Linked DNA regions of Homo sapiens: region 1 is linked to region 2. A link is a loop called in an ENCODE intact Hi-C map of the cell type or tissue named here. Cell type or tissue: dorsolateral prefrontal cortex. All regions are shown on one strand. Each heading gives the region's core, and the rest is flanking DNA. Links, peaks and the distances in the headings are about the cores only. Region 1 has its middle 75 kb from the start of MEAT6. Region 2 has its middle 10 kb from the start of MEAT6.

What was found. Peaks named below come from ENCODE experiments on the same cell type or tissue, not always from the same donor. Only the 100,000 strongest peaks of a DNase experiment are listed, where the experiment ranks them.
Region 1: a loop joins it to region 2, with 2.2 times the contacts of the local background. A loop is called at or near these places in 1 of 110 quality-filtered maps.

What each region holds. Positions count from the first base shown.
Region 1 is chr6:164,740,771-164,753,057 of GRCh38, forward strand. No RefSeq gene overlaps it. Among named protein-coding and RNA genes, the nearest start is that of MEAT6, 75 kb to the right of the region's middle. In dorsolateral prefrontal cortex, for the core only: no CTCF peak of the experiment used is centred there; a DNase peak (open chromatin) is centred at 8,831; H3K4me3 peaks cover 958 bases; H3K27ac peaks cover 1,315 bases.
Region 2 is chr6:164,826,260-164,838,546 of GRCh38, forward strand. No RefSeq gene overlaps it. Among named protein-coding and RNA genes, the nearest start is that of MEAT6, 10 kb to the left of the region's middle. In dorsolateral prefrontal cortex, for the core only: a CTCF peak has its summit at 6,318; a DNase peak (open chromatin) is centred at 6,352; H3K4me3 peaks cover 539 bases; H3K27ac peaks cover 1,460 bases.

The DNA of each region.
Region 1 (12,287 bases), core at 7,814-10,313, 82 kb before region 2:
GTCCCATCAAGGCATCCCCCCACCTTCAGATAGGGGTTCCTCACATGCCTTCCTGGCAAAAATGCCATGCAACCCCCCAGTCAGGGTTTCTCTTTTGCAGAGTGGAGCATTCCTTATCACTGTTTGATCTTTTTATACTGGATAGGGATGCGTTGGGAAGATAAGTGTCATTTTAGGTCACTGAGCCCAAGGAACCGTATTTAGAACTCTGGAGAGGAATGATCATCACCTAAAGATTCTTGGGCTTTGGCCTGAATACAGGGACTGCATGGGACTCTGGTCATCTCCCTTGGATAAAAGTGATTATATTCTATACATGAGGGGAAAAGTTGAAACTGCCATTTAGTGGTGATAAACCAGGCTGTGGCACATCTTTAAGTTACATCTGTTTTTCTCTTGTGTCTGGACCTTTCCTCCCCACATCCTGTATTTATAATATCCCATGTTTTGCTCTTTCCATTGACCTGATGTAGAAAAAAATATTGACTTTGGGAACTACATATCAAAGATGGCAGAGCTTCCATCTGTCTGAATTACTAAAATGTCTGCAAGACAGCTTATCCTGCCTCTTTCTTTCCCCTAGCCCTGAGCTTGGTACCACTCAGGAATGTTACTTGAACATGAAATAGTCTTGTGTTCTATTGCAAAGTTACCTCCTTTGGGGACAACTTATTTTTAGGTTGGTAACTACTATAACTGATGTATTATTTACCCGTGATGTAGTCTGTACCCTTAGTCTTTTGATACTAACTCTTGTAGCGTATACCATAATGGGCACCCACATTGCATCTGTACATACCCTCTCCCAGCTCTGAACACCCAGATTCCTGATAGTTCTGACCATCACAATCAATATTGCAACATAGTCCTCATTCCTGACTACTGCTAAACTTCTAATAATTTATTTTGAGGAGTGGCAAAATATATCATTTTTTTTCCTGGGCCATATGTATTTAACTTAACTTTTCATATATATGATGGATTTGTTAATAGATAATATCAACTACTTGCCACAATTTGGTAAAGAAAATAGACATAAACTAGATTTAAAAACTTTCTATGTCCAGCCGTCTACTCAACATCTCAATTTGCTGTACCAATTTGTCCAAAAAGTAGCTGAGTTTTCCTTTTGTTTCAGACCTGGCAATATTTCTGAATGAGAAAAAAAATCAAACAAGATTGGTCTAAGCAAAATAACATTTTTTCGACCTCATGGAAACGTGAAGAGTCTAGGATCAACATGACTGCTCCACAGTAATCAGAACCATAGGTTCCTCCCATCTCCTCACCCCAACACCTTCTCACCCCTCCCACCTCTTAACCCTCCCACCTTCTCAATCCTCCCATCTTCTCACTCTTCCCACCTCCTCACTCCTCCCACCTCCTCACCCCTCCCACCTCTTCACCCCTCCCACCTCTTCACCCCTCCCATCTCCTCACTCCTCCCATCTCCTCGCCCCACCACCTCCTCACCCCTCCCACCTCCTCAGCCCTCCCACATTCTCACCCCTCCCACCTTCTCACCCCTCCCACCTCTTCACCCCTCCCATCTCCTCACTCCTCCCATCTCCTCACTCCTCCCATCTCCTCACCCCCCCACCTCCTCACCCCTCCCACCTTCTCACCCCTCCCACCTCCTCACTCCTCCCATCTCCTCACCCCTCTCACCTTCTCACTCCTCCCATGTTCTTGCCTCTCCCATCTTTTTGCTCTTGTCTTCTTATTGCCACTCCCACCTTCTTGCTCTTCAAGGCTCACACTCTGACTCTCACCTCAGGAGCTGAAATGCTTTCGTTAATTCTAGCCACCCAATATACGTTCTAGCCTTTGGAAGTAAGGAGAGATGAAGAAATATACAAATTTCCCCCGGCCTTTAAGGACACCTCCTAGAAATTTCACATAATTTAGGGTCTATGAAACAAACCTAATACATTTTTCCATGCATCATTTCTAATGAATTTGAGAAAGAACTCAAAGGAGTTGCAGACTGAAGCTAACATATAATTTTAATGGCACAGAGAATCCTGATTGTATGTGTGTTGGTCAGGTGGTCACAGACAATACTGAACCTTCACACCAGACCACAGGCAGATTCCCCGTAGAGAAGCAGGGGTCATTTTCCCTGCAAGCATCTTATTCCAAAGAGAAAGAAAGGTAGAATGGAGCCAGGCATGTGTAGTTATTCTTTCCAAACTTACAAACCAATAGCCGCCCCCGCTACTAGGAGACAAAGAAGCCAGCAGAATGTTTTGGATAAATCCCTTTTCACAAAAACCAGAAGTTAAAACATTCATCTTTAACACACAGTATAATATCTATATACTATATACTATACTATCCTCCTCGTGTTAGCTGGGACGTGATCACAGGGTCACATCTGAATGCAAGGAATCCTAGGCAATGTAGTATCTACTCAAGGTGCTCTTGTGCTCCATTAAAATTTAGAGGTACTGTTCCTAAGGAAGGAGAAATTATCATTATTTGTGGCACAAAGTACTGTTTTGTTTGCAGTCTTTCTTTTCTTTTCTTTTCTTTTTTGTCACCTGAATATTCCTGTGTATATTTCCTGTACATACTCTCTCCCCAAAAGACATGACCCCAGGGTAACCTCCAATTATTCTGCACATCATTCAAATGCCAGGATGTCTAGAGACTTGCAGACCTCTTCATCAAGGCTAGATATGAATCTTTGTGCCATGGTATCAATAAGATAAAAAATACGTCACCTGCCCATAACATGCCCAATGTGAAAGGGGAGTAGAAAGGGGATAACTTTAGAGAACCCTCTATTCAGGAAAGGGGGCAATGGAACCCACGGTCAGCGATGGGCAAGAACAATTTCAGACTCTGTGCGTGAGTCCATGCACTGCTGCCCCAGGCCAGATTCAGTGCTTTGGGTTGTCTCTGTTCCATGTGTCCAAGAGCCCCCACTTTCTCATTGTCTTTCTTGGCGCCTGACTTATTCCCTGGGAAGTTTTTCCTTCTTTAATATTTGTTCATGGTGAGCTTTAGGGAGCCCACTCTTCTGGGGCATTGTACAGACTTTTCAGCATCCTTCTTCATGAAGCGGATTCATGAGTCAGGACTACAGGTTGTTTTAGGGGTTACCTGATAGATGCTATTGAAATCCGTGTATATGATCTCTTTGGCAATACCATTTCCTATGAAAACTCTTCGCTGTCTGGTGTATTTGCATGTAGCCAGCCCCTTGTGTGAGTATTCCCACCCACAGTTTTTGTCTGTATGCTATGCTAAACCTGAAGACTCAGATCTTCTTTCTGTAGGTCTCTGTTCTGCCCAATATTCTCTTATCTTTAAACTGGCTGACAGCTATTTTATGGCCATCTAGAACAACAGGCTGTCATAGGGAAGAAATTCCTGTAGTCCTTTCACCTTCCTATGGCAGGACACTAGGCTTATCATCTGGTAAGATATAGTTTGACAGCTACGGCTAGGATGCCAATGCAAGTGACATCCTATACCTTTCTAGGTTCTGAATTATGGGCAGACCTTACTTAAAACCCTACGTCAAATAATAATCCCTTTCCTGAAATTCCATAGCCCCTTTTCCCCTTCCCTGCCTGTGTTTCTCCATGGTTCTTAACACCATCTGGCAGACTCTATTTTACTCATAAGGCTGTTTACTTTCTGTTGGAATGGACGCTCCAGAAGGGCTGTGCTTTGTTTTATTCGATGCTATAGCCCAGGGTGGGGAATAGCAGTGCCTGCTTCTACCATGTGCTCAGTGACTATTCGTAGAACAATGCCCAGTCCTATTGAGTCATGGGTCCACTGGGAGGGAGCAAAATAGATAATTCTCTTTCAACTCTATTGTTCTATTAATTTGCATTTTCATCATATAGTAGTCGAAAAGTTCAAGGAATCTCTGCTGTGTGCTTCTGGGGTCTCAGGACTCACACTCTTCCACCAGACAACACATGCGTTATTGGCGGTACACCTGCACTCTCCCTTTGTTGAAAAGGCATGAATGTATAGACACAATATTTTAAGTAGTAAACGAGCACATGTTACTTTAAAAATTCTTTCCTTTCAGAAAAGTTTTATTATTGAGCTTCTTCTCTGTGTTAGTGGCCTTAACAGCACTGAGAATGTGAGGAAAGAAAAAGCACAACCCGTGTCTTCAATGCCAGCAGAACTCTGGACACTTACATCTGGAAGTAAATCCGTCTGAGTCAGTGCAATGTGTTATAATGGAGGGAGGCACTAAGGAGGAAATTGGAGGCCAGGATAACTCTTCCAGGGTGCGTGACAACAGAGGATGGGAATCAGGAGCAAATTTCCACAGAAAAACAATGATAAAATCGCCCATGCTCTTCAGGGGCCACAGCCTAAACCTAGACCCCCAGCGCACCCTAACTCTGGGCTCTGAACTCAGCCACCAAGCCGCTGCAGCTCCCCCACCCACTGAGCACTCCCGACGGCAAGCGCACCTCTTCTGTCTCATCTATCCTATCAAACTGAGATGAATTTCCACTGATTCTTATAAATTCTCCTCCACACATGTCTAGTTGTCATTTTACAAACTCATTTTATTCAGTATAAATAGTCATTATCAGGTTAGAAGTGACTTTTCCCCAGGGTGTTACTATTTATTTATTTATTTATTTATTTTTTTTGAGATGGAGTCTCTCTCTGTCGCCCAGGCTGGAGTGCAGTGGCGTGATCTCGGCTCACTGCAAGCTCCGCCCACCGGGTTCGCGCCATTCTCCTGCCTCAGCCTCCCGAGTAGCTGGGACTACAGGCGCCCGCCACCACGCCCGGCTAATTTTTTGTATTTTTAGTAGAGACGGGGTTTCGCCGTGTTAGCCGGGATGGCCTCGATCTCCTGACCTCGTGACCCACCCGTCTCAGCCTCCCAAAGTGCTGGGATTACAGGCGTGAGCCACCGCGCCCGGCCGGGTGTTACTATTTTAACATAAGCAAAGGAGTATTGAAATTGGAAAAATAATTTGACGCTGGGAATGAGTTGCCAAAGCAGGAAGGAGGAAGGAGTTATCTGGGGTCAGAGGAAGTTTCTTGGTACTCCTAAAATCATAGCAGAAGCAGCCACCGTCTCTGCAGTTGGTGAAGTCTGATTCCTCATTGTTTGTGGAATGCCTTGGATGCAGGGAATCCTGACCTGCTGATTCCAAGCACATATGATGACGCCCACTTGAGGGGAGTCCAGTAGCAGTCTCTGATAGTCTTTAAACACATGGCGCCAGGATGTGCTTGGTTTATTTTAGGACAGAGGTTTCCACATGGGGGAATTGCAATGATTTGAACCAAACTAATTTCTCCCCTCTCTACAACTGATAACACATGGCCTTGATTAGAGATACTCAGGAGTGCCTTTTTAAAATTCACATATCTTTCTGCACAAAAACTAATGGTCCATTGAGTCAGGATTCTGCATGTGATGGTAGTTGGTGCCAGATGTTCCAGAGGAAAGCAGACATCCCCACAATGAAGCTAACCATGAAAAACTCAAGCACAGGGAGAAATCCTTTCTGACCCCAGGTGGAAATCAATCACAGGTCTTGAAGCAAAGGATCATTACTGTTGGCAAAATTTCGTATTGGCAAGTGCTGTTGCAAACACGATTTTTTCATACAAATTAAGCTAAATGCATTATGAACAGTTGGTAACTATTATCAGTTACTACACTTTTCAACACTCTTTAACAATTTTCCTCAACTCCTACCATGTTAATAGATGTGTTAATCACTGCCTAAACAAGGCAAATAATGAGACATCTTAATTTGCCACTATAGATGGAGAAAGAGGAATATTGGAACTATAATGACAAAATAACACACATTTAAAAGAGATGTTTTCTTAGATATGACGGTAATGAGAATCTTGGGATGTTCAGGGAAAATTTTTAATAACTAATTGAGAATACAAAAGAAATATATGCAGAGATGTTTCTGTGTACCTCACACTGTTACTTATAAAGTCAGAATTGGGAGCAGTGGTGGAGAAGCTAAATAGAGTATTTTTATGGGATCCACCTCTCTGCCACCAGTGATTTCATGAAATATATTTATGAATAAATGGTTATGAAAACATATGCAATGTGATTCAGTCAAGGTTATCAGTCTATGTATTGTGGAAAGATACCAAAAATTTTTTAAAAGTCTCTTAGAATGGATTCATTATGTTACATTTCTCTTTATTTTTGTCTGTGAAAAATATGTATTACATTGTAGTCTAGGAAATATAAGTTGTTTTGAGAAAAAACATACCAATACTACGGTTGTTTAAAACAAAAAGCTCCATCCGAAGTCAGGCACTCTCTTCAACAATTCTCTTTGGAATGGTGACACAGGTTAGACTTTTCCAAAAGATCTTTAACAAACTCTGAGAGAGAGAATAAAACAGAAACAGCAAAGAAAAAAACAGGAAACATAAAAACAGCCAAGCTTTCAAACTACAGGTTTCGTAGCCCATAATAACTACTTTCTAAGCTTGCATACTGTGTTTTAGTCGTCATCCTGTCTTGTTCTAGCCCAGAGGTTGAGTACAACTATTCAGACAACATGCTGTAACTCCTGCACTTTCAGCTCTAGGCAAAGATTCTATCTTATTTTCAAAACACACAAAAAAGTTATCTTCAGGCCATCCCAAATTCTCCCTTCCATGAAGTGAAAAAACACCGAATTCAGGTAAGGGCCTATTTATTCTGATTTTTGTTGAGGGATATCAATGATTGGAAGCCAATTGAAAGGCCTTTTGTAACTGATAAAATTAATGAATCTGCTCTTCAAATGACACAGGATTTTTCTTGGCCCTTTTGCTGGGCTCACAGCGGGGGCACCCCATCTACTCAGCCCGCCTGGGTCAAGTCTAACTTGCACACTGGCTTAGCCCATGGCTGGGCCTGGTGTGCCCCAGCTCGCCTGTGTTATAGCTTGTACCCATGTTCAGTGGTTCTCGAGCTCTTGTCCAGCATCCAAGAAGAATGAGAATACACTGACGATTGAAGACTGAGGAGGGCAGAGCATAACTTTATTGAGTGATGGAACACTCTCAGCAGTGAGAGGGGATGCGACGTGGTCCCTCACCCCCTCAGTTGGGTGGTTTCTCTCTCAGTGTGGCTGAGTCCGGGACTTTTATGGGCTCAGAATACAGGAGTCCACTCTGATTGGTTTGTGAATATGCAAAGAAAGCTAAAGCAAAGGTACCACTCAAAGGTGGGCACGGCAGTGTAGAAGACCAATTAGAAAAGGGTAGGCATATGTAAAACAGGTGAAGGCTGGGGATCAATCAGAGGAATGTGCACCAAATGGGAAGACAAGTTCTCAATCTGGTCTGAAGACTTACCTGAGACTTGTAGGTAGGCTTTGAACTGTCTTCAGCTTGAAGGTGGAGTTTCACCAGGCACCTGCCCTATCTGCCTAGGCATTTGCCTGTCTCTGGCTGCTATCAGAAACACATGTTATTGTTTGTTTGTTTGTTTGTTTTTGGTTTTTGTTTTTCCTTTCCTTTACCACAACCATGACAGATTATAGAATGACCTATCCAAGACCAGTGTTATCTCTATATTTCTATGTGACTCTTTTTCAAGAACCACAGTACTTCTAAAACAGAAAGTACACATAAAGAAATATAGGACCTTAAATATATCTTTCCCGCTTCCAAATTTAGCTCAGAACTTACTTATTTGAGGAAACTTGTGTCCTCTAATTCGTTCCGATTTTTATCATTTGATTTGCATGCCAGCATTTATTTTCTTATTTTGAGTCTCCTGCTAATTAATATTTAAGCTTTTGCTTTTTCCTGCTTTTCCATTCCATATTTCCATTTTTCTGTCCCTTGATTGGTTCAGCATAGCATAGTAATTATAATAAGGATTTGGGAGTCTGAAGTCCTAATTTCATATCTCAAATGTTCCATAGTTTAATCTCTGTGATTTTGTGAAAATTACTTAATCTTTCTAATTCTCAGATTCCTTATCTGAAAAACAGAGATAACAGTCCCTCTTTCATGGGCATTTGGGGAAGATCTAATGAGATAATGGTTGTCAATTATTTACCACCATGCCTGGCACATAGTAAAGTTTGAAATAATGTAACCTGCCATAATGCCTATAGCAGTCAGAGTTTATATGGATTCTGTTCACAGCATCTTTTGTGAAGACTTATTAATTAGTCACTTGTATAGTTAATTAATTATTGCTTTTAGGGATGGGGACCCTCCATGAAATACATCATTAGCAACTGTGGGGCATTTAGAGTTGAGATGACCATGCATTCTTACTCTGAGCAAAAATCTCTGTCCAAGAAGCAGGAATATATTGAGGCTGGGGACACACTCCCATCATGCACACTCACCCCCTGTTATTGCAGACAAATGAATTAGAGCTTCTGCTGTACACAGCCAGGAGTGGAAACAGGTGAGCGATTAGACCCGAGCAGATGTACAAACTAGAAATCTAATCTTCTACAAGAAACCCTAGAAAACATGACTTGATCTCAGCTCACCACAGTGTTGTGGTTAAAGAGATGAAAACAGCCTAATATGGCTTGTTATCTTTTCCTTCTTTCTATTCATTTTACAAGCAGTTTGGAAAGCTTCCCAGATGCTAATCTATAAGTCTTTCCAAATAGCACCTCAGAGGCCAGAGAAATGGGAGGGCTGTGGGGAAAACCTAAATTTGTTAACAGGGTGGATTTTCTCTTTCCGTAAGTTAGTGGATTCTTCTGTGTCTATTCCAAGGGTAGAGAAAAGATTCTGCCTGTTACTGAGCTTCAGCAAACACACAAATCAAACATGCCTCTTGTCTGCAGCCAGACAAGCCGACGTGTGTTGCAGCTGCCGAGTCATCCATCCTCGGAGCTGTGTGTCAGAGCTTGGCCGAGAGCAGGATCCATGACAGGGACAGGGGTTATTTCGCAGCAGAGTTAAGGCATCATTTTTCCTTCCCAGCAGTGCTCCCGTTTGAACTCCTCTCCAGATGTTTTTCCCTCTACCATGTAAGGAGCAAAGTGATGGGCTCAGATGAGCCAAGGTAGAAGAAAACAAAATGAATTGACTAGTCCAGGAGGTACTCTCATAAGACACACCCACCTCACCCCTTGTTTTGTGCAGTCCTATTTCCAGAATAAGGGGAGGAGGAGGCCTGATTGGAGGAATGATGCTGAGATCAGAGACCTGGCCTTTGTCATGGTGGTGGAGAAGGCAGAAAAGCACCACTGGCTGCAAAAATTCCCTTGCGCTTTCTCTCAAGAATGAAATGGATGTGATTATTGCAGATGGGAAAAGTATTTTAATTTCCAAGTTAAAGATGCATGGAAAGATATAGGTAGGAGAAGAAAGAAACCTGGGCTGCTGATTTATTCAGAAGTGAAGAGAGAACAGAAGAGAAACACATTGAATATGTGCTCAACAATGCATATTTATGTTTGTTTTCCTGGATCAGGCAAGGTTATTGGTTGAATTAGTCCCCATTAAATGATAAATCCAAGTGCTACCCACTGTGTCCTGTGAATGTGTGACCTCACCTGGAAATAGGCTCCTGGCTGATGCAATGGAGTCGAGATTAGGTCATACTGAGGATAGAGGGTGGACACTACTACAGTGTAACTGATGTCTTTATAAGAAGATGAGGAGAGACACAGAGACAGACACAGGGAGAAAGAGGCCATGTGACAACAGAGACAAAGATTGGAGTGAGGCGGCTACAAGGCAAGAAATACCAGAGGTTGCCCACCCCACTCCCACACCCCCTCGCCCCAGAACTGGGAAAAGTGAGCCCAGACTCCACTCTGAGCCTCAGAGGAGCATGACCTGCCACGCCTGGGTGTTGGACGTCCAGCCTCCAGAACTGTGAGAGAAAACGTTTCTGTTGTTTTCATCCAGACTGTTGGTGGTTCTCTGATACAGTGACCCTAATGCAAATGCTGAAGGAAATGTGAAAAAAAAAAAAAGGGACACAGTTTTTACCCTTAAAGAGTCTCCAGCATGAGTAGAAAGATTATCTAGCTTATGTGTGCTAGAAACAGTACATGACAGTTGTTGAAAGGAGAACGAGGTCAGCGTTGTTGTGTTGAGGTTATTGGTGAAGTTCTTATGCTCTAATGTCCAATGAAGGCCTCATACTATGCTTAAATATGTATATTTTAGATGTATAGTATTTTGAAGCTGAAATAGACTTAATTATCTGGCAGCTTGTAAAATGTGTCCTAAGGAGAGTGGGGCTTCTATAGAGTTGCTCCATCTCCACCTCCCACCTCTGACGCCTGCCTCCACCACTCCCCCGGCCTCTCTCCATGGCAGCCGTCCCCCTCAAACCTGGTCCATAAACACAGACATTCGCCTTTGAGGCATTGGCTGTTCTAATATTAGTCATCTGCCATGAAGCCGGCCTTCTCCCTAGTCTCTGATAACAGTGATTTCCTACGTTTGGGTGGGAGTTGCAAATCATTTTGTGTCCTGTACAAACACAATGTCTCTTGCCATTAACAACCTCTCTTAATATGCTTTTATTTTACCTTTTCTTTTTAATTTTTATTTATTTATTTTGCAAGCAGCAAAACCTCACTCTGAAGTAGAAAATGATTTTTAGGGGGAGGATTAGCTAGCTTGCTGAATTCTAAGACTTGAAACAAGATTTTAAAATGGACAGAATCAGGGGAAGCCAGATGGCCAAAATGCTGTCCCATAAGACATCCATTGAGGACAGCACAGCCATCACCATGAAAACTCATGAGACAGCTTGGAACACTGTGGCCGCTCTCAGCCTGGAAACCTCCCTCCACCATAGCATCCCTGGTACTACCCTCCTGGAAGCCAGAGACAGTGGTGCTACCGCTGTCTGCAGCCAAGCTGGGCTCCACAGACCAGCTCTGCGGCCTTCACCCTGGTGCATACTCCCTGACAAAGGCGTCTGCGTGGCTGAGCCTGGCAAGAACTTAGTCTCTGGTCTCTGCTGAACTGCAAGAGAGCAGAAAATAGAGTGTTGCATGTGCAGTGAGAAGAGAAAAGTGGGATGTTGGCCAGCACTCCCTACTTGTTTCTTTTTTGTTTGTTTGTGTGTTTGCCTTTTGCAAATGCAGATAGCACTCAGCAGCCCAGGATCTCATCATCAGAGCTCAGCACAGATGATCTGTATCAGAGTTTCATGTAAAATTTTATTCAAAAAATTGACTCTTGCAACCCAATGGCCCTGTCCAGTCGGCTCAATCTGCAGACTGCAAATGTTGGGGGTGTCAAGTGACTCACTCAAGGTCACGCAGCTCATTAGTGTGAGCCTATCCATCAGCGCAGGGCCCCCTCCTGCTCTCCATGGCAGCCAGTCGGCATCCTACCTGACAGGCTGAGAAGAACGCTCCCAGGATCCCGAGCACATGCATTTGGGGGAGGGTGAGATGATTCTAACAGCCGTGATGAGGAAAAGCCCCAGGAAATACCACATGGTTTTGAGAGACAATGATCAACACCGAGTGAAGGGTGACGGGTGAAAAATATATTGTGGATAATATATAGCCATCTCTTGCCTTTTGAATTAGATGTCAGTGTGTCCCCCTAAACTCTAAGATAGACACTCATGGAGAGGCATCAGAGAGGAGCTCAGAGGTTTGTTGCCTGATTGAGGACACTTCCAGGAGTGGTGAACCCTATGCTGAAAACCAAAGAAAATCTTCATTAGAAATTACCTAAAGATCTGTGCTTTGGAGAGCCAGATGCAACGAGGCCAGGTATGAAGATCATCGGATCTGTGCTGGGCAGCACAGACGGAAGGAGTCCCACAAAGCCACAGGGAGCAGCCCTATCTTAGCTCATCTCTCCAGATGAATCATGGTTTGGAAGGTGACTGCTTGGAGTTCCCTGTGCGAAACAAGACAGGAGCGGAGGCTGTCAGAGTCCTTTAGCTGCTTCTACATCAGGGCTTCCAGAGTATTCAGTGAGCTGCTGGAAGCCACAATGACAAAGGAGGCCACTACACGAGTGGGAGAAACTGGTGCTTTAAATTAAATTTTAAAAATCCAAGATAGTAGTTGTAAGCATTTTTAATTAGTTACATATCTGCTCATAAAATGTAGACATTTATTTGTTTCTACTATGCCTGAGAGCTAATAGAGCAAACTTTAAGTAAGGCAAGGAGTCTAGAAAAGGACAGAAGAACTGACCCACAGCCATGGGTCACATGGTAATAACAACAGAGAGGTATGTTTCCAAATGTTACTTATAAGTGACAGGATGATTCAAAATGATGAAAACTCTAGATAGGTCCTTATAATGGAAAAAAGACATGTTTAAATGCTGTGAACAGACTAGGTACG
Region 2 (12,287 bases), core at 4,786-7,285:
CCATTCGGTAAAAATTGCAAGGAACTGAATTGTGGTTCATGAGTGTGTTGATTTAGGGATAATCATTGAACTGTTTAGTTATGATTTGTGTGCTTTTCTGTTTATAATGCAATCCAAAAAACTTTAAAAAATTACCTGGTTTGACAAGTCTATTTGAAAATGACTTTATATCGGCCGAGCGCGGTGGCTCACGCCTGTAATCCCAGCACTTTGGGAGGCCGAGGTGGGCGGATCACTAGGTCAGGAGATCGAGACCATCCTGGCTAACATGGTGAAACCCCGTCTCAACTAAAAATACAAAAAATTAGCTGGGCATGGTGGCAGGCGCCTGTAGTCCCAGCTACTTGGGAGGCTGAGGCAGGAGAATGGTGTGAGGAGTAGGTTTCAGTGAGCCGAGATCGCGCCACTGCACTGCAGTCTGGGCGACAGAGTGAGACTGTCTCAAAAAAAAAAAAAAGTAGTGTGCCTGGTGAAAGTTAAAACAGCTCTAAGTTCGCTGTGTTTGTGAGTGACACTCAGATACAAGGGCAGCTAAGAGCCCCTCACAGTTATCACATTCCTCGTGCTTAGAAATGTCCCAAAGTCTCACAATAGATATGCACATTGAAAAGGGGCTTCTATCACTGTAAGTTACTCGGATGTGCTCTGGTCAAGGAATAGGCCGAGGTGAATATCCGGGCCCACATGACTCAGAGAGTTTGGCAGGGAGGAGCACACCTCCACTTGTTATATAACCTCTTTGTGTAAGTTTGTGCTTGGCTTGGAGCCACTATTGTCTGTAGAAGGTATAATTGCCCTGCTGATGCTGTGCACAGGGCTTGGCTCAGTTCAGTGTGGCTTGACGTGGCAGGCACACTGGCACCCAGAGAAAGAGAGAGAACCAGAGCTGTCTGTCTTGCAGATGGACAGAGGGGAGCCAGGGCATGGGTCAGCATGACACAGCACAGCACGGCTTGCACTCATGCCCAGAGAGAGAAAGAGTTAAGCTGCTGACCCTGAAGGCAGAGGAGAGCTGGCCGCGCAGCCGTGTGTAGGAGCCGCTGTCTCAAGGAGCCAAGACAGGGTACACAGTGTAAAGAGCTAGTGTGAGAAAGCTGTTGATGAGAGCTGACGCTGAATAAAACCATATTCACCTGCAGACGACCTCCCTCTCCCTTCCCCAGTGTTCTTTCTGCCCATCCACCCACTCCCTTCAGACCACAGCATGGGCTGGACCTGGACCCCGGGATCTAACAATCAGCAAAAAAAAAAAAAGTTAAAAAAACAAACTTAAAAATTTCCAGTTAGGAACCTTGCAAGCATCTTTCCCAAATCATACCTGCTTCATCAGCACTTAAACGCCAAGAAAATCTGCAGCAATCAAAGTTAAAGCACCTTTTCTCTCATCTGGGCTGCTTCTCTTTCTGTTTCTCTTGCCCCTCCTCTGGGCAAATCAAGCTTCACTAAGTGAAGCGGGAGTCCCGCCTTCTAGCAAACAGTCTGTAGCTATAGCCAAGGAGAAATATAGCCCCAGGGATATAGATGGGAAATGAAATCACCTGGCCCCTGACTCAGTCCATCTCCCAGGCTAACTGGGAGCTACTGGATACAGGCATCAGGAAGGTGATGTGAAAGATGCCGCAGGTGAAAGAGAAGAAGAACGCGGAGCACCTGAGCAGCTGTGGAGCCTCGGATTCGTTGGAAGGCACATTCTTGGAAGAATAGGTGGGCTTCAACTGAATGTCGTCCTAACAGAATCAGGGCTCACCTTGGTGTACATTGTGAGTTTTTAGAGAAGCCTGGATTTTAAAGCAGTCTGGATTTTTTTTATTTGTATAAACTTATTGGGTACAAGTGCAATTTTGTTCCATGCGTAGATTGTGTAATGTGTAAATCAGGGTGTTTGGTGTAATAACTAACTATTAAAGTAATTTCTCATCATCCAACCCCTCTCACTCTCTCACTTTTCTGAGTCTCCATTGTCTATGATTCAACTCTCTGTGTCCATGTGTACACATTTTTTAGCTCCAATTTAGGAGTGAGAACATGCAATATTTGTCTTTCTGTATTTGACTTGTTTCACTTCAGATAATGGCCTCCAGTTCCATCCATGTTGCTGCAACAGACAGGATTTCATTTATTTTTATGGTGAATAGTTTTTATTGTGTATATGTAACATTTATATTTTATATTTATATTTCCTTTTTTTTTTTTTTTTTTTGAATGAGGTCTTGCTCTGTAACCCAGGCTGGAGTGTGGTGGAGTGATCACAGCTCATTGCAGCCTCAACTTCCCAGGCTCAAACAATCTTCCCATCTCAGCCCACCAAGCAGCTTGGACCACGGGCACACACCACCATGCCCAGCTAATTTTTTTTTTTTAGAGAAAGGTTTCCCTGCATTGACCAGGCTGCTCCCAAACTCCTGGGCTCAAGCAATCCTCCTGCCTTGGCTTCCCAAAGTGCAGGGATAACAGGCGTGAGCCACTGCCTCCAGTCACCATTTATATTTCTTGACGTTTAAATGTTGTCACCTAATTTAAAAAATGATTTGGTCCAGTGTATGTGGGCCACACTGTCATCTGTAGGTCAAATGTAGCCATGAGTGCCCAAGTTTTCATCTCACAATGCTGAAACTTGATTCAGTTGACATAGAAAAGCCTGAATTCAGCATACAAAAGATATTTGTGCCAAAATAGAATGTAAGAAATTATAAAATGTAGGGGTAGCACAGATCCCAGATGAGTCCTCCCCTACTTGTCTACCAAATGATGTCTTAAGCCAGCAGTTCTCAAAGTAAAGGCTATGGGCCCTTGAGAGTCCCAGAGACCCTTTTATGGTGTATTTATTTCTATTTCTAAATTTTCGATTCATGTCAAACAAGTTACTGCAAACTTTTTGGCTTAACACAGCACACATTTATGGTCTAACAGTGTCCATGGGTCAGGAGTCCAGGTAAAATGTGAACAGTCCCTGTCCTGGGTCTCCCAAGGCCACCATCAATGTGTTGGCAGGTCTGCCTACTGGATATTCCAGGGGAAAGCCATGTGTAGCCTCATTCATGTTGTTTGCAGAATTGGCTTCACACAGTCATAGGACTACAGTCCTGTTCCCATGCTGGGTGTTGATCCAGGGTTGTTTTCCACTTCTAGTTAGTTCTAGCATCTTCTAGTTGCTGCCTGCCTTCCTTGGCTATGACCTCCTCCATCTCCAAAGCCAGCAACAGTGGGTGAAGTTCTCATGTTTCAAACTTTCTGAGATCTGCTCTCCTCTCCCGTCCACAGCTCCTGTAATGAGATTGGGCACATCCAGGCCATCTTCTATTTTACTGTCCGCATAACACAATCCAGGAAGTGAAATCTCAGCATGTTCACAGATCCTAAGGACTCAACTATGGAACCATGGGGGCTGCCCATAGAAACTCCACCTATGCACAAGGGTGATGTGCATCAAGACTAATTTTATAGTAATGATAAGTCATCACCTTTTTATTAACACTATGTTGCCACTTGCCCTTGGAAGCAGTCGCAGTGAATTTGCCCATCCCTTAGAAGCAAGAATCAAGTTGGTAACACCAAACGAAACTCAATGAATTCTCCATGGCCACAACCCATGATTCAAGAAAATGCTAAATGTCTTTGATAAAGAGTCAAAATGTATCAATTTATTAAATCTCAATCCTTGCATCCCATCTTGTAATACTGAAAAATGAAATGAGAAGTATGCCTAAAGCATTTGTCGCAAGGTAAAGCACTTACAGAACAGTTTGAGAGGCAAATTGAACTGCCTGCTTTTTCATGAATACTTAACCGAATGACCCAGTCGCTTATTGCAGGTATTAATATTTGACTATTTAACTGGCATTTTGTTTAATTCGTATGAAAGTTCTTATCAAAGGAAAACAACTGATAGTATTTACTGCCAATGATAAAAATTGAGCCTTCAAGTTTAATTTAGTATTTTGGAAAAGAACTATCAATCCACCTCAGCTTAAATACTTCTTAATATTTCAGAGATTTGATAAGACCTGTGGTGATATTTAACAAATGTGATTTTAAAAAAATATTCTACAATAAAATATACCATGTTTTAAAGATCTGTAGACCTAACTAAACCAGTATTTTCCAAATGATCAAAATCATGCATAGGTAAAGATCCATTGAAATTTACAAGATAGACCAAAATAAGAACAATAAATGAGAAGCTTGTTGAAATTGCTATATATTTTACATTGCAATTCAACTTTGAGAAACTATGATTTGCTGAGTTTTGGTGTAATATTAAAGAAGAATAGTCACAATTTTCTAGGCAAGCTACATATACTTCTCCCTCTTTCAGATACATATCTGTGTGAGACCAAATTTTCCTTATAAATTTCTACTAAAACTACATATTTCAATGGAAGAAATGCAGAAGCAGATGAGAATCCATCTGTCTTCTATTATGACAGATATTAATAGATTTCAAATGGAAAACAATGCCACTTCTCTAACTGCTACTTTCTTTTAATAAAAATAGTCATTTTTCATAAAATAACCTGATGTCAACAATTATTATTGCTATTTTAAAATATATTAATAAATATATATTTTACATTTATGTTTGAATTTCAAATACAGTATTTATTAAGAAGTATAATCTTCAAAAACAGAAATTGCTTGGTGTTCTAAGTAACTTTTAAAACCAGAAAGTGTCCTGAGACTAAAATATTTCAAAAGTGGTACCTGAAACCCATTAGACCTCTCACACTAACTTAATAACCAATAAGCTACTCTCTCTTCCAGGAATTCTTCTCAACAAATTCCTCTCAACTTCTTGCAAATAGCCAACTCTTTGTGGATAGTCAAGACTCATCTTTTACATTTTATTCTGCAGAAAGCCTCCTGTGATGGTTAATATTGAGTGTTAACTTGATTCGGCTGAAAGTATGCAAAGTATTGTTCCTGGGTATGTCTGTGAGGGTGCTGTCAAAAGAGATTAACATTTGAGTCAGTGGACTGAGAGAGGCAGACCCACCATTAATCTGGGTGGGCACCATCCCCTTGGCTGCCAGCATGGTTAGAAAAAGCAGACAGAAGAAAGTGGAATGAGCAGACTTGCTGAGTCTTCTGGCCTTCATCTTTCTCCTGTGCTGGATGCTTCCTGACCTGGAACATCAGACTCCAAGTTCTTCAGCTTCTGGACTCTCGGACTTACACCAGTGATTTGCCAGGGCATCTTGGGCTCTTGGGCCTTCAGCCACAGACAGAAGGCTGCACTGCCAGCTTCCCTACTTTTGAGGTTTTGGGACTCAGACTGGCTTCCTTGCTCCTCAGCTTGCAGATGGCCTATTGTGGAATTTCACCTTATGATCGCATGAGTCAATTCTCCTTAATAAATTCCCCTTCATATATACATCTATCCTATTAGTTCTGTCCCTCTAGAGAACCCCGACTAATACGCCTCACATTCTTCTTTCCCCAAACAGCAAAAGGCATTTCTCTTCTGTGTTTTTTTTAGCATATTATTTATAAGTTAAATCATAGTACTTACCATAATGTGCTTTAATTATTGCGTGTTTGAAGGTCTACTCCACAGGACTGAAAAGTATCTGGTGGTCTGGCCTGATTTGCTTCAGGTACAGGAATTAGAACTTTTCTATGTCTATACCATCAATGTCTAGCACTGTCCTCTCACTCCATGTGGCATGTACTTAAAATATGGCATAAAAGGATAAATCTGATTTTTGTAGAATTTCCTAATAGTGTGAAAATGCTGGTGTGTATGTTATCATACTGAAGATATGTTTCTTTCATGACAGCTCTCATTCTCAGAGGACTGTGATGGTATCATGATATATTTCTAATGCTATCTGTGGTAGTAAAGATGTGTCAAAGAGGCCCACTGTTTGAATTCTTGCACCCAATGAATTGTTACCAATTTTCTGTAGTTTTGTGTGAAAAGCACTCTTACTTTGTTATTATTTCCATGATGCTACTCATCAATCTAATGCTACAGGCCCAGTTTAGTAGTGAAATGCTTAAGGTCCCATCTCTTTGGACTTTGTTTATCTTTATCTGCAGTTCATTTTCCTTATTTTAATTGTTTACCTTGCCATAGATCATCAGAAGCTAAGATACTGGAAAAGTGACTTTAAGTCCTTAATCAACAAATTATTTGTTATCAAATCTGTTGCAGCGACATTAAGTGTCCACTGCATTGACAACCTCCCAGAAGCTGCCATCTCGACGAATTTGTCCTTCACTGAGTACTTTCACAAATGTCACTCCTGACAGCGTGCACAGCAGCTATTTCAGTAGAACAGACACATATTGTTTGGAGCACAGTGGTAGCCTCGGCTTTGAGTTCTGTCGTTATTTAGGGTTCTGCCTCTTGGATGGCTGCCTTTCTGGACGAAAATGAATCATTCCTTCTCACAGTGCTGCCTGGCACACTGATGCATGCCTGCTGCTGCAGCTCTGTCTGAAGACATGGTTCCATAGGTCACATGCCATTTTTTTAAACTCATGCTCCTGAGGTGACCCCCACCTTCATCTGATGACACACAGGAGTAGCTCAAATGTCATGTTGTCAATCATCTTGTGGACATGACTGTGTCAGGATGCCCAGCCTCATTGCTTCAGGATCTTCCCACTATTGATCTTCTCTTGCCACTTGCTGTTAAGCTTCATGCGTGAGGGACTCTGGGAAAATTTCTTAAGAAACTAAAGGTCACATCAAGACAGATTCAAGTCTTGAAGGAAAAAATGGTTAGTTTTCTCAAGACTGTTGGATGTAGGAGTTTCCTTAATGTTTGTTTTCCACTTCTTAGTTTTTTTCTTACTTGTCTGAATGAAAAAGTAAGAGAGCATAATTTTGTAGCTGCTTTAAAACCATAGTATCAGAGAACTTCAGTTTTGAAAAAGGTATGTCATTGACTTCAACCTCCCATTCCCACATGAGAAAACACAGAGAGACAACGAGAGAGAAAGGAAGTGTACCATGGAAAAAATTAACATAATAGCTGCAACGTTCTCCATGAATTAGTTTGATTTGTCATTTGCAATCTTAATGAAAAATTTACAATTTTTACATGATTGTCCAAAAAATGCAATTATGCTGTGTATCAGAATTTATGTAGTGAATGATCTGAGTTTTATGGGATATTTATAGTGTTTCTTCCAGATTCCTTTGTATTTACTTTTGGATATTTAGAACCTATATTCAGATCTTCTGGGTTACATGTGATTTTCCTTCTCCCATTCAGTCTGTGCTGAATGTGTGATTGTGTGTGTGTGTGATGTGGCATAGGGTTGAGAATCTGACGTACACTTGCATTCTCTTCTGTAATAGGTAGCTTACTTGTTTTAACCAGTCTCTGCATTTTCATCTGTAAAATGGAGCTATTAATATCATCATTCCCCTCCCAGAAGCCTAACACTGCCTTTAAAAAATACAAATTCTGGGCCGGGCGAGGTGGCTCACACCTGTAATCCCAGCACTTTGGGAGGCCGGGGCGGGTGGATCATGAGGTCAGGAGATCTAGACCATCCTGGCTAACACAGTGAAACCCCGTCTCTACTAAAAATACAAAAAATTAGCCGGCCGTGGTGGCGGGCGTCTGTAGTCCCAGATATTCAGGAGGCTGAGGCAGGGGAATGGCCGTGAACCTGGGCGGCGGAGCTTGCAATAAGCGGAGATCCTGCCACTGCACTCCAGCCTGGGTGACAGAGAGAGACTCTGCCTAAAAAAAAAAAAAAAAAAAAAAAAAAAAAATATATATATATATATATATATATATATATATATACACACACACACACACACACACACACACAAATTCTATAAAATTTGGATTAAATTGTATATATGTATATATAGCCATCTATAATATTTATAACAAATTTAAGAAATTAATACTAGCTCCAAATCTATGCCCCTGCACTTACCACTTGGCTCCAAAGGCACCTATACAATGTGATGTAAATGCTGGGACTTCGTAATATGTTTTAATGTTGTTTCTAGAAAAGTCTATTTTGCTATTAATAGGCTCCAATGTAACCCCTAAATGTACTCAACTGTTTATATGAAAATAAGTAGTGAGGCAGAAAATTGCCTTTTTATAACTCTAGGAATGATGATTCTGCAAGTCTGTAAACCACTGGGAATATTATAAACAAGAAAATCCAAGAGATAGTTTTAGTACATTTGGATATATGCAAATCTAAAGAATAGCAATTTTAATTTCCTAATAAAATTCTCAAACTATAGAATTTATTCTTCTCCAAAAAAAATGCAAAAATCATGTTTTTAAGAACCACATATAAATATTAGTTAATAATTAAAATTTCAGAAATTACCATGTTAAGCCATCTGAAACACTTCTTATTATTACCTATCATCAAAAAAGCTCATTAGTGCCCACAGTATGTTACCATCAAAAATACAATTTAAATAACTTTGCTACATGAATATTTAAACAAAAACTTCTTCAACTCTAAGTTGTTGGTGGGAAAATAGCTCACATGGCTTGGTTATGACTTATTCCTTAAAAACTATGGACTTCAAACTTTTCTTCTGTGACAAGCTCCGATACAGCAAGAGGGGAGTACACACCCCACTCCTGTCTTTGAACATTTTAGCCTCTCTTTTCTAATTTTCTCTTGAACAAGAAAAATGAGAGGAAATGACTCATGTAGCTTTGAAAGATGAGAGAACAAACAAACATACAAAACAACACATAATAGATGTGAATTCTAGAAGTGGTAGAAATGGGTTATGATCAGCCTCGTTCTGATTGTTTTAGTCCTCATAGCTCTTTAAACACAGGAAAATGCTTGAATTTAGGTATTTGATTCTGGACCGTGGAGCGACTTTAGTTTTAGCCAGAGCTGATGTGAACAAAAGAAAGAATGGAGGAAAAGTAACAACAGTGAGTTGTCCAAGGGAAACAAGAGAGAGAGAAAGGCAGGGCATTTCTGAGTCCAGGGACAAAGCAAGGGCCCCTTTTCCATATGCCATGTTGTCCTGGAGCCTTGAAATGGGGGTCCACAGTTGTGAGTCATTTGTGTTAGTCATTGTGACTATGCGTCGGGAGAAAGAGGACAGTTTGCTTACAGGGCCACCCCAGGGGCACCAGTTCTTGCTGGGATCTTCAGGTTTGACTGCACCCAGGTTTAAGTGGCATTTGTATATAAGAATAGTGAAGTGTTCAAGATGTGTTTGAAATCAAAATCCAAGTGGAACAATATTGTTAGCTTTACCTGCTCTTGCTCTCTCTCTCTCTATATATATAGTCTGTACCTGGCACCTGGTATATATATATATCCCATCTCACTGATTGTTTACTTGTACTTCAAGATCCTTCAGATCAAATGTCACCTGATTCACTCACTCACCCTCTCATTCACTCACTCTACCATTCACTCATTTACTCTGCCTGCAAATGAGTAACCTGAAGTAGTTGTGTCAGTCTGTACAGGCTTACAGGCTGCTATAAAAGGATACTACAGACTAGGAATTTTATAAAGAGAAAACATTTATTGCTCACAGATCTGAATGTTGGAAGTCCAACATCAAGGCACCAGCAGATATTGTGTTTGATGAGGGCTTATTTCTCGTAGACAGTGCCTTCTTGTTGCATCTTTACTTGGTACCAATATCTTCCTTCTTTTTTTATTTTATTTTTTTAACTGCAGGAAGCCCTTTACCTTTATGACCTAATCACCTTCCAAAGTCCTTACCTCTTAATGCTATCACCTTTGGGGCTAGGTATCAACACATGAATGTGGGGGAAGGGGACACAAACATTCACACCATAGCAAGTTGCTAGTGTAAAAGTTGTTGGACTCACGAAGTCACTTGTGTTAAAACCCTGACGAATGGAGCCGGGAAAGGCCATGATGGAGGGTTCTCATTCATGTATGCCTGATAATAAGAACTCTGCAAAAGCCTCTGCAAAAACCACAAGCTTGCACAAAGGTCACTGCAACCTTACACAAAATAATATGTCTGCGAGGACATCTGCCCAGCAACCTCCTGTCCAACCTCAGACTGGTGCTCCCCTTGGTACCGATTCTTGCACCCAAGGATAATTATCCAAAAACAATTATGTAATCCTCCTCATGTCTCCTTTCTAAACCCTCACCTTCCTTTGCTTCCCTCAATATACCCATTGTATTCCCATTGCAATGCTTACTCTGGAATACAATACATACCGTTTTCTTTTCAGGAAACTATTTCTCTCTCCATTGTTCAGGGTTTTCATGAGGAATTCAAATGGGAGAATATACAGCCCTTTCTTTAAGGACATAAAAAACAACTAGGGAAGACAGGCAAGTAAATAATTAAAACAGTCCAATATGACATTTGTTGCAAGAATAGAGTGCTCACGTATGCAATAAGAATAATCAGGCGAGATAATCACACAGTGAAATATTGCTGGTCATTTTCCCCAGGGACACTCCAACACCATGCCCTGTTTCCCCACCTCCTGTCCATGCCTCCAGGGAAGTATTTGCTGGGTCATCTTTTAATCATCCATAGGATTGTCTCATTCAATGGACGATTAACCTCTTGAGAACACAAACTAAGTTTGGCCATTTTTTTATTGTCTCTACACTGAGCACAGCTCCAAACACATTTGGTAAATGAGTAAGTAAAGCAAAGGACATTAGCTGGCCTCAGTTCCCTTCAGTTAATCTCATATGCCTCTTTAAGGCATTATTCTTTGAATCTTCCCTTCTCAAAATTACTATACCTTTGACAAATGTGAAATGCAATGTGCGGCACAAAATCCTTCATACTATAGCCAAAATTAATGTACCTGGGCACTGTTCATAATTTCATCTCAGCAGAACACTGGAATTATTTCCAAAGAAACTGTTTGATTCTAGTCCGTATTAACTCTACATTGGGAGAGCTCAAATTAGGATAGAATTTAACATAAGACATGCAGCCATGAAACATCTTTCTCTCTCATCACTAAATCACTGCTGCTAAATTTATCGACCTGCTGCTCTAAGTCTGCCATCACACAAATAAAGTAAAAAGGCACTAGCTAATCCACCCTATATTAGTTTCCTATTTCTGCTGTAGAAAATTACTACATCCTTATGGCTTATAGCAACACAAAGATGTCATTATACAGTTCTGCATGTCCAAAGTTCAAATGGGTCTCAGCAGGGCTGCATGCCTTTCTAGTGGCTCTAGGAGTCCATTCATTCTCTTGCCTTTTCCAGCTCTAGTGGCTGTCAACATTCCTTGGCTCATGGCCCCCTTCCATCCTCAAAGCCACCCACAATGTCTGCTTGAGTCTTTCTCAAGCTGCACCATTCTGAAACTTATTGTTCTGCCTGTCTTTCACTCATAAGGACCTTTGTGACTACATCAGGACTGTCCAGATCATCCAGATGGTCTCCCCATCTCATGATATCTGATTAGCAAATTTAATTCCATATGCATTTTTAATTTCCTTTTGCTATACAGCATAATATTTTCAGAGTCCAGAAATTCTGATGTGGACATTTTTGGGTAGTTGAGGCTATTCTGTCTACTACACCCCCTTTCTGTGCCTGATTAGGTGTTATTTCCACGAAAGCCTGTCTGGACCTCCCTAATATATAACTTCTCACCTGTGGCATCATTGTGTTGTTAACAACAGGAGAACGGGTTAGTTCTTAGCATATTCCAAAAGAAGATAAGAGGGGGTCTCTAATAATAGAATTTGATACTGTCTTTTTATAAGGTAATTGTTTATTCCAAAAGAGAGGGCTGAGTTTGCACATGCTTGTGTATGCTTCCCCAGGACTGTCCCACATCTCCCCACATTCCCTGGGTGAGAGAAGCACTTTGTGCTTTTGCTGATACTTCAGATCTCTCAACCATGAGTGCTTGCACAGGAGTGTTTTTGGTCTTTCTCAGCTCCCATAGAGTCTTCCCATGTGTCCTCATGGGGCTTCAGGGTTGTTAGCTGCTCCTGTCCTCACCTCCCCCACAGCAGCTCTAGTAGGTTTCTTCCCAGTGCGCTATCAGAACAAATGTGTCAGCACTTTGTACCAGATGGTTGCCTTCAACAGTGAACAAAGTTCCTTAATATATCACACAGACTTCAAGAAGTGCTGGGTGCACATCTCAAAGACCAGCTGGCTGCCCTGTGAAATACAGGCAAGGGAGAAACAATTGCTGCCCATGGATGCCTGTGGCAGAGCCAAGGCAGGAGGCTGCAGAGAGCCACAGCCACTGCCATGCCATCCTTTGCTGAATTCAGCCAAGAAAATGGCACATTGTGATGTGAAAGGATCCACTCCATACCAAAATCTTAGAAGGCTAA